Linked DNA regions of Homo sapiens: region 1 is linked to region 2. A link is a contact called in ENCODE Hi-C or POLR2A ChIA-PET data. All regions are on one chromosome and are shown on one strand. Each heading gives the region's core, a stretch centred on a gene start or an enhancer-like site at or near the end of the contact. The rest is flanking DNA. Distances are from core to core; before and after follow the strand shown.

What was found. A loop is a pair of places that touch in the nucleus more often than their neighbours do. ChIA-PET counts read pairs that join two places held with the same protein, here RNA polymerase II (POLR2A). Pooled maps may share reads with other maps.
Region 1: a loop to region 2 is called in a pooled map, with 3 times the contacts of the local background. The contact joins the enhancer-like site here to the promoter of SLC66A2 in region 2. A Hi-C loop is called at or near these places in 1 of 168 maps with a recorded cell type or tissue (body of pancreas) and 5 of 50 pooled maps. POLR2A ChIA-PET finds 5 or more read pairs at or near these places in 1 of 52 experiments (MCF 10A).

Annotation. Positions count from the first base shown.
Region 1 is chr18:80,007,763-80,014,437 of GRCh38, forward strand. It overlaps a transcript of TXNL4A not described here. Among named protein-coding and RNA genes, the nearest start is that of TXNL4A, 23 kb to the left of the region's middle. RefSeq lists an enhancer at 5,047-5,341 and a silencer at 5,047-5,341. Within about 2 kb of position 2,634, at least 7 of the 41 ENCODE cell types and tissues checked have a DNase peak (open chromatin) inside an H3K27ac peak, as active enhancers do.
Region 2 is chr18:79,948,809-79,955,934 of GRCh38, forward strand. It overlaps SLC66A2 (solute carrier family 66 member 2), which reads right to left and starts at 2,845. Exons shown (of 6, transcript NM_025078.5): 1 at 2,773-2,845; 2 at 1,916-2,217. The coding sequence starts at 2,118. LOC124904336 (a long non-coding RNA gene) reads left to right here and starts at 4,001. Exons shown (of 2, transcript XR_007066429.1): 1 at 4,001-4,271; 2 at 4,468-7,126. RefSeq lists silencers at 2,127-2,246, 2,287-2,366, 2,687-3,196, 3,327-3,376.

The sequences.
Region 1 (6,675 bases), core at 1,384-3,883, 59 kb after region 2:
CATGATCAGATGCCGTCTTCAGATACTAGGGAAGTTTGATTACTTCTAAATTCCCCAGATAAGGAGTTTTGCCTCCAGATGGCCTGTTTGATGGTCACCAGGTGGTCTTGGCTCCCTTCTGAATTGCCCAGGTAAGAAGATTTGTCTCTGGGGCCTGTCCAATGGTCACCAGATGATTTTTGCCCTCCTCACAGCCTAGGCAACATAGTAAGACCCCCATCTCTACAAAAAATGCAAAATCAGCCAGGCGTGGCAGCGCACGCCTGTGGTCCCAGCTACTCAGAGGGGCTGAGACAGGAGGATCGCTTGAACCCAGGAGGTCTGGGTTGTAATGAGCCGTGACTGCACCTCTGCACTCCAGCCTGGGAGATGGAGTCTTAAAAAAAAATGTTTTTCCGGGTGTTATGAGTGTGCTCTCCAGCTTCAGTGTGACTTTGTTTGTTGGAGACTTGGGTAAGTATCCAAATTGTTTTTCAGATGTAAATGTTAGTAGCTCTCATTCATGGGAAGTTATGGTCTGCTCTTTAAGTTCTATGGGGCTATCTTCACATCTGTGGCACAAGGCTGGTCAGTTTTACATCTGAGAAAAGTGAGTCTGGGGAAGTGCCCCTGCCATCCATCCCACAGCAGGCAAGCAGCCTCCTCCGCATTCTCCTCTTCCTCTTCTCATGCCTGGTCCTCTCCTTTTGTCATCTTTTCTTCCCTCACCCCATCTTTATTGTATCTCTTTTTGTCTGTCTCTAAACAATATTTTAATTGGTTGCATTGTTTTTATGTTCCCTGTTTTTAATATTCATGACATTCCCTTCCTCTCCCCCTTCCTGTCTTCTCCACATTAAGTTCACCCTCTTTGTACTTTTACCTGAGTGCTTCCCCCCGTTCTCCTCCACCCCACCCCACTTCAGGCAATTCTGAGTGGTACAGAGGTGTCACATCCATCTCCTGGGACTGTATGAGTCTGTCTCACTTTCCTTTGAAAGAAGCAGTTGGAAATTCATTCTACTTCATTTTTCTTTCTTTCTTTCTTTCTTTTGAGATGGAGTCTCGCTCTGTCCCCCAGGCTGGAGTGCAGTGGCACGATCGTGGCTCACTGCAACCTCCGCCTCCTGAGTTCAAGCGATTCTTCTGCCTCAGACTCCCAAGTAGCTGGGATTACAGGCGTGAGCCACCACGCCCGACTAATTTTTGTATTTTCAGTAGAGACAAGGTGTCACCATATTGGCCAGGCTGGTCTCCAGCTCCTAGACCTCGTGATCCGCCCTCCTCGGCCTCCCAAAGTGCTGGGATTACAGGCGTGAGCCACTGCGCCCGGCCTACTTTATTTTTCTTTCTAGGTCTCAATTTTCCAGGGGCTTTAAAGGAAGACAATCCTGTATTTAGAGCCTTAAGTCTGTTGAAGGCAATTTCAACGAAAGTAATACTTTTTTTTTGTAAATTAAGCCATCATCTTACAAGAAGAAAATGCCTTTCACTGTTTAGCAGCTCGAATGGAATGGCAGGAGGAAAGTGCGGACAGCAGTCAGGAAACATCAGTGCCTCAGTTATTGCTCTGTTGGGCAAAAGCAAAGCTGTAAACATTTTGACTTTTCCATATTTCACGGGGCGTTTATCCTCCGACTTCACACGATTCAGGTGGTTAATGACACACCTGCTTAGCTGTGCACTCCTGTTGTTGGGAGGCCCCTGCCTGTGGATCCTCTCAAGTTTGTCAGGACGGGACACCAACAGGGCTGTTACCAGTGGCAAGTTTATACGGGTCTGCAGCAACTTTATTCTTGCCTCCTTGGAGGAAAGAATTTGGCTGAGAGGAAGAAATAGTTTTAAGGCAGAGATAGAGACCAAGGCCAGATTTAGAGCAAGAGTGAGAGTTTATTACAAAGTTTTAGAGCAAGAATGAAAGGAAGTGAAGTGCACTTGCAAGAGGGCCAGGTCGGCAACTTGAGAGATGAGTGTCCCACCTGACCCTCGATTTGGGATTTTTGGGGTTTTGTGTTTCTTCTCCCTTGATTCTTCCCTTGGAGCTGGCTGTCCACTTGCATGGTGTCCCGCCAGAGCTTGGGAGGGGCTGCGTGCGCAGTGTTTACTGAAATTGTACGCAGGCTCACTTGAGGCATTTTTCCCTTATCAGTTGAGTGTTCCTAGAGGAAGGTCATATACCAGTTAAACTTCACCATTTTGCCTCTTGGTGCCATGTGTGAGCCCACTCACCCAACTCCTGAGGTCTTATCAGCAAGCTGCTCATCACCAGCTTCAGGTATTTTCTGTCTGTTTGGGAGATGGCCTTTCCCTGGCTCCTGCTGTAACCAGTTATTACGCAATGCACCAAGATGTAACAGTTTTTGTTCTTTGAGATAATAACTGGACTCTTGTTTTACCTTCAAGAAGATTAAGGAGTACAGACACAAAGGTGAAGTTGGGGCGAAGGTTTAATAAGCGAAAGAAGAAAGCTCTCTGCCAGCAGAGAGGGGGTCCTGAATGGGGTGGCCACTATGAGTCCCGTTCTGGGTTCTCTATGAACTGGAAAGAGGAAGAAAGGTGCTTAGTCTGCAGGCTGTCTTCGAGAACACGTGACTCAGCTTGTCCCGGGACCTTGGCCCAGGACCTACTGGAAAGCTTGGCCCAGCACCAGTTAGAAGATGAAGCGATGATTCACAGAGGCTGCTTAGCCTGGCCCAGGACCTATTAGGAGCTGAAGTGACAGCTTGGCCTGGGACCAACCAGAGGCTGAAGTGATGATTCACAGAGGGCAGACGTACAGTCCAAACAAAGGAAAGGAGAGTGTCCACGGGAACCCACTGAAGCCCACTGTGCCCATGCCCAAAAATGAGAAGAAACATCTTCCTGGGAGCCCACTGTCTATACAAAGGACGAAGGCATTTTTATGCCCAGCCTTGTTCCCTTATTTGAGTGAGTTGGAGGTTTGTGCAAGATTTTATCCAAGTGGAGGTTTTTCCATCTGTGTAGCCACGGGCATGTCTCCAGGCACAACGCCACGTGCTAGTTCCCTTACTGGTTCCTGCAGCCTGATTTCCCCCCACCCCAGGCTGCTTTCTATTTTATGTGGGGATAAGGCTCTGACCTTGGGCCGGGGGCTCTCCAGGGACTCTTCCCTTGCTGTCTACCTAAGGCAAGCTAACTCCTTTCAGTCCCCCCGTGGAGTAGAGACCCAACTGCTGTTGGGGAGGTTGGGCATTGCTTTTTTTTTTTCTTTGGCTACTTCCTGCTGGAAAGGGGCATTGTGTGGGGGAAGAGCAGCTAGGGTTCCTCCTGGGGTTGGTTTAAGGGTCCGCGGAAGAAAGGCACATCCATGTGTGGTTTTATTTGCATTACCATTTGGTGCTTGTTAGCCCCTCGGGAAAGGAAACAATTTGGGTTATATCATTGAGTATGCAAAGGCCAAACACTAATATAAAACATATAAGGAAAAGAGGTTTTCGTAGGGGAGCTAACCAGGCCCAAAACCAAGACTCGAATTTATTAAAAAGGGATTGTAGCCAACTGGGACGGGAGTTTGCATTTTCCCTTAATTTGTTAGTGATTTCAATTTGGTTTTTAAGGACTTGTAAATTTTTCTCTACCTGACTGGAAGTGTTGATCCAGAAACAGCATGTTTTATTTAAGAGTGCACAGGCGCCCACTACTTCAGCTATAAGGACATTGAGAGTTTATTTTGCATTACCACTGAGGCTACAGAATTTTGGATTGTTGTGCCTTTATGGCTGCTACAGTTGCCTTCCACCCTTGCTGCAATATTGTGGGAAAGAGTTTCTGGGGCGCCAGATGAGTTGGTCTCCCCTGTGTGAGACACCCATGGGGAGCCATGAGCAGCCTCTGAGGAGAAAAGTCTCCTTATTGCCTTCATGTCTTTATGCCCCGAGAGCACAACCGCTCGGCGGCATTCCACAGGTGGCTCAGGGAGATAACACTTCCTTGAAGCAATGGAGTATAATCAAACATCTTGGCTCCTCCTGAAACCCACTCCCACCTTTTCCGTCCCTATAAGTTAAAGATCTTTTTTTTTTAAGAACTATATATATATATTTTATGTGAAGTTTACTCTCTATAAAGTTTGGATGAAGACATTTTTTAAAGATCTTAAGTAGTTTAGACACACGCCTTTGCTCGAGGAAATTCACAGAAACCGAGACTGCTAAACATCTTATTGAGTGACTAACGAGTTCTCCTTCACTGATTAATCCTTTTCCTCATCCCTTCCTCCCCCTCCCATCTGCCCTAAGAACAAAGAGCTTGTAAACCAATAAATTAGGTGGAGCTAAAGAGCTCTGGACGCGCCTTTTAAACTCTTACTCTGTCTCTTTCTAACTCCTTTGTTTCTGCTGGACTCGGGGTACCCACCGGGTAGTGTGGGGCTGGTTTCCCCAATAATTTTGATAGAAATATTAAGCACTGATTTTCTTAAGAAGGGGACACCGCCAAACCAAGATAGGCCTTTGGCTACTGCATGTCCTATTCCTGGTTTTTCTAATATAGGATTCTTGTGTGCATGTCCTTTTAAGTTTTTTCTGTTAAATCTCCATATGATGACATAGAGATAAGTGACCTTCCGTTTTGGTATGTGTGAGAGAATGCACTTTCCAGAAAAGAGGCTAAATTAGGGATGTTACCTGACAATGCTACCGTGTTAGAAGGGTTTAAAAATAACACACTGGGGACCACTGCCACTATAGTGCCTGCTCCTCTCCAGTGCCTGGGGAGAATTAAGTGTACCCAGGAGCCATAGAGAAAGTAAAGCCCTGTTCCCTGAAGGGATGGTTTTATGTTGTGGTTCATGAGAGTTTCAGCTAGATTTAGTCCAGGCCTTATAAGGTTGCCTTCCCTATATCTAATGGCAATATCTTTAGGATAAGGATATCCATACTTAGTCTAGTTATCCACAGTACCATTTGGAACTATACATGCTGCGTAGGAAGAATCTTTTTGGCAAATAGAGTTTTGAAAAATTAGAGACACAGAATGTCCTGGCCAATATCTTAGACAACCCTCTTTACAGGGTCTGTTGGTTTAGACATCCCATTAGTCCACAAATTTGCAGATTACTTCCATTAAATTTTTTTTTTTTTTTTGGGACCGGGGTCCAGTGCGGAGTGCCCTTCCTCCTGGGAAACGGGGTGAGGCCGGAAAGGCGGCCGGCCGCCCCCTCGCCCGTCACGCAACGCACGTTCCTGGGGAACCTGGTGCTAAAGCATTCGTCGACGACCTGCTTCTGGGTCGGGGTTTCGTACATAGCAGAGCAGCTCCCTCGCTGCGATCTGTTGAAAGTCAGCCCTCGACACAAGGGTTTGAAGAAAGAAAAAATAAGAGAGAGAGAACAAAAAAAATTAAAAAAGGAAAAAAAAAAATTTTTTTTTTTTTTTTGAGACGGAGTCTGGCTCTGTCCCCCAGGCTGGAGCACAGTGGCGCGCGATCTTGGCTCACTGCAAGCTCCGCCTCCTGGGTTCACACCATTCTCCTGCCTCAGCCTCCTGAGTAGCTGGGACTATAGGTGCCCGCCACCATGCCCAGCTAATTTTTTGTATTTTTAGTAGAGACGGGGTTTCACCATGTTAACCAGGATGCTCTCGATCTCCTACCTCATGATCCCCCCGCCTCGGCCTCCCAAAGTGCTGGGATTACAGGCGTGAGCCACCACACCTGGCCCCATTAAATATTTTATTATTATTATTATTTTTGAGATGGAGTCTCACTCTGTTGCCCAGGCTGGAGTGCAGTGGCATGATCTCAACTCACTGCAACCTCTACCTCCCAGGTTCAAACGATTCTCCTGCCTCAGCCTCCCAAGTAGCTGGGATTACTGGCATGCGCCACCACGCCCGGCTAATTTTTTATTTCTTTTTGTATTTATAGTAGAAAGGGGGTTTCACCATGTTGGTCAGGCTGGTCTCGAACTCCTGACCTCGTGATCCACCCACCTCAGTCTCCCAAAGTGCTGGGATTACAGGCGTGAGCCATTGCACCCAGCCTACTTCTGTTAAATATTACACAAGGGTCCGAGATTTCATGTGTGGGCATCTTTGGGAAGGACTGTATTAGTTCATTTTCATGCTGCTGATAAAGACGTACCTGAAACTAGGAACAACAACAACAAAAAGGCTTAATTAGACTTATATTTCCACATAGCTGGGCAGATCTCAGAAACAGGGAGGGAGGTGAAGGCACTTCTTACATGGTGGCAGCAAGACAAAATGAGGAAGAAACAAAAGCAGAAGGCCCTGATAAACCCATCAGCTCTCAAGAGACTTATTCACTATCCTGAGACTAGCAGAGGAAAGACCAGCCCCCATGATTCAATTACCTCCCCCTGGGTCCCTCCCACAACATGTAGGAATTCTGGGAGATACAATTCATGTTGAGATTTCGGTGGGGACACAGTCAAGCCATATCATTCTTCCCCGGCCCCTCCAAATCTCATATCCTCACATTTCAAAACCAATCATGCCTTCCCAACAGTCCCCCAAAGTCTTAACTCATTTCAGAATTACCCCAAAAGTCCATAGTCCAAAGTCTCATCAGAAACACAGCAAGTCCCTTCTACCTATGAGCCTGTAAAATCAAAACAAGCTAGTTACTTCCTATATACAATAAAGGTACAGGTATTGGGTAAATACAGCCATTCCAAATGGGAGAAACTGGCCAAAACAAAGGGGTTACAGGACC
Region 2 (7,126 bases), core at 1,595-4,094:
ACACACGTGAGCTGGGGCTGTAGCAGGTGGCCTGCCGACCAGCGTCTCCCCAACCCCCACAACATGCACTCAAAGTAAACAACAGCATTAGACAATTAGAAACCTACTTCCAGTCAACCTTACGCTCACTGAGGCCACTGCAGCACCGCCAGCCACGTCTCCAAAGCAGGCGATGGGAAAGAAAGAAGGAGTCTCCAAAATGAGCACCCCTGAACCTCCCTCAGATGCAGCCTGGCCCAGAGACAAACCTCGAGACGGGACTCGGACCCAAAATCCTCCTCCGAGGTCGTTGCAGGGGACAAACCTCCCTGCCTCAGAGACAACTCTGGGGAAGAGGCAGCCAACCCACTCGCTCACCTAAAAATCCCTGGCAGGGGCAAAACTAACACCCAGGGACACATGGACCAATGGCTGCCCATGGCCAGGGCTGGGATGAAGGCCACGGAGCAGGGAGCACCCCGGCTCATGAACACGGGACACCTCAGCATCAGAACTCATCAAATGGACACGAAAGGGGTGTATTTCATGGAATGCAAATCACACCTCAATAAGGTTGACTTAAAAACTAACAGGCGGGCCAGGCGCGGTGGCTCACGCCTGTAATCCCAACACTTTGGGAGGTCAAGGTGGGTGGATCATGAGGTCAAGGGATCGAGACCATCCTGGTCAACATGGTGAAACCTGGTCTCTACTAAAAATACAAAAATTACCTGGGTATGGTGGCAGGCACCTGTAGTCCCAGCTACTCAGGAGGCTGAGGCAGGAGAATCACTTGAACCCAGGAGTCAGAGGCTGCAGTGAGCCGAGATTGTACCACTGCACTCCAGCCTGGCGACAGAGCAAGACTCTGTCTCAAAAAAAAACAAAACAAAACTAACAGGCAAAGAAGCAGGTACGTGATTACTCAGTGACCAGAGTCAGAAGCAGAGTTCTTGACACCAGCTGCCTGGACTCCTTCTCTCCACCCCTCCACCAGGCCCTCTTCATAGGAAGAGCAGCAGACACCTTCCAATCTGCCCGGACAGAGAGGCTGGGATCACCCAGAAGAAAGAAAAATTTCAGACGTTTTTGGCCTTAGAATGCAGCTGTGAGACCTCATTTCCTCTGAAAACTCACCCTCCCAATTATGTCTGCCTTCAACAACTGTTAAAATTAATTTCAATTTCCTTAGCCTAATACAAATACAAAGAGGAAGTTGGGGAGAGGAACAAGACAGTCTCCAGAGAGAGTGACTTCCTATTTAAATAAGGCAGGCCAGGCGCCGTGGCTCAGCTTGTAATCCCAGCCCTTTCAGAGGCCCAGTGGGGAGGGATGCTTGAGGCCAGGAGTTCGAGACCAGCCTGGGCAACAAAGTGAGACAACCCCCCACTCCCCTGTCTCTACAAAAAATACAAAAAAAACAATTAGCCGGGTGTGGTGGTGCGCCTGTGGTCCCAGCTACTCGGGAGGCTGAGATGGGAGGATCACCTGAGCCCAGGAACGTGGAGACTGCGGTGAGCTGTCATGTCATCATGCACTTCAGCCTGGACCACAGAGCAAGACCCTCTCTCAAAACAACAAAGAAAAACTATACAACATGAAAAAGGAGGGCAGGAACGGCTCCTCTCCACAGGCAGGCCTAGGCCAGTGCCCAGCTGAGAGGTCCCTGCTAAGTACCCATGTGGAACATCATGCAAGGAGGCGGATCTGGAGATTTTCTCTGAGATTCTGTGCTCCAACCCCACCGTTTTTCTGGAAAAATAATCTCACCCTAAGAAGTGACTTGCCTGCAGCCACGTACCCCATCCACGGCAGAGTGGGACGCTGGCCCAGCAGGGAGGTGTGGACCCTGCTGCTCCCCCGGCCTCAACCAGAAACCCCAAAGGAGAAACCCTCTTCTCCGGGTGCAGCCCAGGAAAGCAAGCCCCCAACTTACCAGAAGAGTATCCGCAAAATGTTGGCCACCAGCAGCACCAGGCACACGTAGGTGGAGAAGCCGTCGGCGTTCTGCGTCCTGCGAATGTCCCGATACTGCGGGACGTAGGGCACCACCCCTCCGAAGACCATGGCCGCGGCCGCGCCCCAGGACACCAGCTGGTGCAGTGGCACCAGGAGCCAGTCCAGGCCCTCGGCCTCCATCGCAGCGCCCGCCTGGCCGAGGCTGTCACGGGCTCCGCGCCCCGCGGGCCACCGGCCGCCTGCTCATCGCCGCTCCGCGCGCTCCTGCGGCCTCGGGGCCTGCGGGGAGCGGGGAGCTGCTCGAGTTCCGCCCAGGGAGGCTGGGGCGGCGCGCACGGACCCGACCCGACCCGCGCCAGCCGCAGGACCCGAGGCAGAGCGGGGGCGACCGGGGCCCGGGGCGCGCGAGGAGCGGCCCCTGCCTGGGACGGGGGGGTGTCTGGGGGTCCCGAGACGCTCCCGGAGGGGGCTGGGGAGGGGTCCCAGCGCCGGGGTCGAGGACGGGCGAAGCCCCTGGGGTCACCGCCCGGGTGCGCTTAGCCGGCGGGGGTCCACGCGCGCCCCGGGATGGGGTGGGGGAGGGGGCGCAGGGCCCAGGATCGGGGCGCACTGTTCGGGGGAGGGTCACAGGGCCTAGCATGGGGGCGCACGGCTCGGGGGAAGGGGGCGCAGGCCCAGGATGGGGGCGCACGGCTCGCGGGAGGAGGTGCCGGGCCGGGGACCCCACAGGACCAAGCCAGGGGACTGAAGGCCGCGACCAACTGCCCCGGCCCTGCGTCCTCGGCCGCCCTAGGCCGCCCCCCGAGGACCCCGCGCCGCCCCCGCGCTCCTTACCTGCGCCCCCAGCCCCGCGCCCAGCGCCCCGCGTCCCCGCGCCGCTGACCCGCGCGCGTCTCGGCGTCAGTCCGCTCAGGCGCCGGGAAACCCCGCCCCGTGACGTCACAATGCCGGGCCCCGCCCACGCCGGAGCTGCGCGGAGGCGCCGCGGTGTCCTAGAGCGCGCTGGGCAGGGCGGGCGCAGGCGGGGCCGGGAGCCGGGGCTGTCGGGGCGGTGGGGGCGCGTGGCTCCTCCCGCCCGGTCGGGAAATACCAGCCGGGCGGGGCCGGTCCCTCAGGCCTGGCGCCCACGTTAACCCGTCTCCAGCTGTCCCGGCGCGCGGCCATCCAAGCGGAGGGCGTCGTCCTGGAGGGCCGGGGGCGCGGGGTCCGGACGCCCCTCTCACGCGTGTCCTGAATGCGGGCCACCCGGGGACGAGTCTCGTCCAGCTCTGTCCTGACCCAGGAGACCCGGGGACCCGGCTCGGAGTTTGCAGCGCCCAGAGGCGGCCGGGGTCTCGGGAAACGGAGCGCCCCCCGCGGGTCTCCGCTCCGATGCAAGTGCCCCACGAGCAGATGCGCCGGGGCCGTCGCCGGGGGGCCGGCTGGACGCGCGGCCGTCACCGTGGCCATTGTCATTATCGTGGTTGCGGCCACGGTCGCTGTCGCTGCAGAAACGCGGGGCGGCCTCTCCCCATCCCCGTGTAGTTCTCCGGGCTGAACCGTTGGGCGCCTATTTGCAGAAAAGGCAGCTCCTGAGCCTCAAGACAGACTCGGGGGCCAGGCGTGCGTGAAGCCCGGGCCCTGCTGCCGGCCTCGCGTGCCAAGCCAACTCCGAGCCCCACACCCGCCCGCGGGGAGCTGCCCTCGCCCGGGACCCTCTTGGCCCGCGCGGGTGAGGACTGAGGGCGAGGGGCGCGTGGATGAGGGGCGCGCGGGTGAAGAGTGAGGGGAGCGCGGGTGAAGTGTGAGGGGAGCGCGGGTGAGGGGTGAGGGGCGCGCGGGTGAGGGGTGAGGGGAGCGCGGGTGAGGGGTGAGGGGTGAGGGGAGCGTGGGTGAGGGGTGAGGGGTGAGTGATGCGCGAGTGAAGGGTGAGGGGCGCCTGGGTGAGGGGTGAGGGGTGAGGGGCGCGCCGGTGAAGGGTGAGGGGAGCGTGGGTGAGGGGTGAAGGGTGCGCGAGTGATGGGCGGGTGTGTGTAGGGTGAGGGACGCGTGGGTGAGGGGCGCGGGGGTGTGAGGCGAGGGGTGCACGGGTAAGGGGCGAGCCGCGAGGTTGAGGGGTCCACGCTGAGGGTTGCTTCCCCGCCAGCCGCGGCCTCTTCTCCACGATCCCGGCCCCCTGCCCCCTGCCCCCTGCCCGACTGGTTTTATGGGGGATCATAAGGACAGTCACCACCTAACTAGGAGCAAATCCCCAACAATCGAGGAAACAGGGCGCTCCTGCCTTGCGCCCCCAGGCTGGCGTTGGAACTTCTTTAGAGCCAGCGCTGCGGAGCCCCAGCACCAGGAACGTAGAGGTGAGTAAAAGGCACAGCAGGAAGCCTGGGAGAGAAAAAGCAGCTGCCCCTGCTCAGCCGCGCCCTAGCCTGAGCCCAGCAGCCTTTGGGATCATCTGTCCTCTCTGCCCTGGAGGTTGGAGTAAGCTCCGGACCTCCTTGACCCTCACGGGAGCACTGGGGTCCCAGACGCTATCCTCGGTTATCTTAAATCCAGAGGCTGTGGAGGCATGGGGCAAATTGTGCCCGCAGCCTGGGGCCTAGAGCTGCATCTGTGCACGGGGCCTCCAGGAGCCCGGCTCAGTGGACGAAATCTGGCATGCTCGGACGTCACCCCACAGGCCTCACGCCTCAGAGGCACCCCGAAAGGTGAGTTGATGACTGCAGAGTGAGTTTGTACCTTTTCGAACACCACCTGCCGGGGGTCCGAGCCCCCACCCCCAGTCTACATCAGCCAATCACAGCTCATTGCAGGTGCTGCGCTTGTCACATAGCTTCCTGCAAACAAGAGAAGCCGACCAAGCCATGCACAGCTGGAAAATGGCCCTTATAAAGCCATCAAGTCCTAATCCAGGCAACCTGTAAATATTACCTCGTATGGGAAAACAATTTTTTTTTCTAATGTCATTAAGGATCTTGAGATAGAGAGATTGTCCTGGATTATCCAGGTGGGCCCTAAACACTGTGGCTCACGCCTATAATCCCAGCACTTTGGGAGCCTGAGGCAGGTAAATCTCTTGAGCCCAGGAGTTCGAGACCAGCCTGAGCAACATGGTGAGACCTCGTCTCTACAAAAGATAGAAAAATTATCTGGGCATGGTAGTGTGCACCTGTAGTCCCAGCTACTCCTGAGGTGGAAGGATTGCTTGAGGCCAGGAGGTTGAGGCAGCAGTGAGCCAGGATCGCACCACTGCACTCTAGCCTCGGTGACAAAGTGAGACCCTATCTCAAAAATAAATACATACAACAGAGACAGGGTCTCTGTGTTGGCCAGGCTGGTCTTGAACTCCTGGCCTCAAGCGATCCTCCTGCCTTGGCCTCTCAAAGTGCTGGGATGACAGGCATGAGCCAGCGTGCCCGGCCACATGCATCTTTGTAAGAGGGAGGCAGAAGGAAATTTGGTGCCACACAGAAGAGAGGGCCATGGGAAGATGGAGCAGAGATGAAGATGGGGCCTTGAAAATTGACGTGATGCAGTCCCAAGCCAAGTAACGCCGGAGCCACCAGAGGCCCCAGAAACAAGGAGCAGATTCTCCCCAGGAGCCATGCGAGGGAGCCTGGCCCTGCCAATGCCTTGATTTCAGCACATTAAAAGTGATTTTGGACTTTTGGCCTCCAGAGCTGTGAAGGAATAAACTTCTGCTGTTGTAAAAGCCACTTAGCTGTGGTCATTTGTTGCAGGAGCCAATGAGTGACTGACAAGATCAGAGCTGTGACACAGAGGAAGCAGAGCTGTGCCTCATGCTTTCCAGGCTCTGCTCATGAGAAACAGGTCACTGGGTTGGCCCGGTGCAGATTAAGGTGTCACGTAGGAGCATGAATACCTCAGGGAACCACTTAAGAATTTGCCTAACACATGGTGCTTATAAAAGGAAAAGCAAACAAAGCAACCTTGTTCTGAGAGCTGGGACATCAGAGGAAGATTGGAGCCACTGTTTCTCACTCAGCCTATTTCTTTTTATTTTATTTATTTATTTTATAGAGACGGGGAGCTCACTATGTTGGCCAGTTTGGTCTTTGAACTCCTGGCTTCAAAGGATCCTCTCACCTAGGCCTCCCAAAGTGCTGGGATTACAGGAGTGAGCCACCTTGCTGGTCGCGCACCCCATTTTTTAAGGAAACCTGTACGGAAGGTGGATTGGAAGTCTCACTTTAGGAGCCTGGCTCAGAAGTTCCGCAACTTCAACTGGTGTCATGTGACGTGCTTGGCAGTCACCACCCCCATCCTTACAGCAAAGAATAGCAGGGCAGCCTTTCATGGGCCCATCAGAGAACTAAGGCTGCCAGACAAACTGGCACCCTGCTCTGAAGAGACAGGCACATCCAGGGAGAGACAGCACCTGAGAGCTGCTCACCCAGAGCAGAAACTCCTGGATAAACTGGCTTTAGCAGAAAAATTAGACAACATGCAAGACCAGATAGGTGATATCAGCAGAAAGATGGAAACAATAATAAAAAAAAAATGCTAGAAGTCAAAAACACAATAGAAATAAAGAATGCTCATTAGTTGACTAGACAGAATGAAGGAAAGAATCAGTGAATATGAAGATAAGTCAACAGAAACTTCCCAAACTGAAATTCAAGGAGAAAAGGTGATGAAAAAAAAAAAAATCAACTGATCTAGTTTGAGTGTGTGTCCCCACCAAATCTCATGTTGAGTTATAATCACCAGTTTTGGAGGTGGGGCTTGGCAGGGGGTGTTTGGATCATGGGGGCGGGTTCCTCATGAATGGCTTGCACCATCGCTTCATCCCCTTGTGATGAGTAAGCTCTCACTCTGAGTTCATGTGAGATCTGTTTTTGTTTTTGTTTTTGTTTTGAGACGGAGTCTCGTTCTGTTGCCCAGACTGGAGTGCAGTGGCACAGCACAGTCTCAGCTTACTGCAACCTCCTGGGTTTAAGTGATTCTTGTGCCTCAGTCTCCCGAGTAGCTGGGATTACAGGCTTGTGCCACTATGCCTGGCTAATTTATTGTATTTTTAGTAGAGATGGGGTTTCACCATGTTGACCAGGCTGGTCTCAAACTCCTGACCTCTTGATCCACCCACCTCGGCCTCCCAAAGTGCTGCGATTATAGGCATGAGCCACCGCGCCCGCCTGAGATCTGTTTTTCTTTAAAGTGTCTGGCACCTACCCACACCCTCACTCTCTCTCTC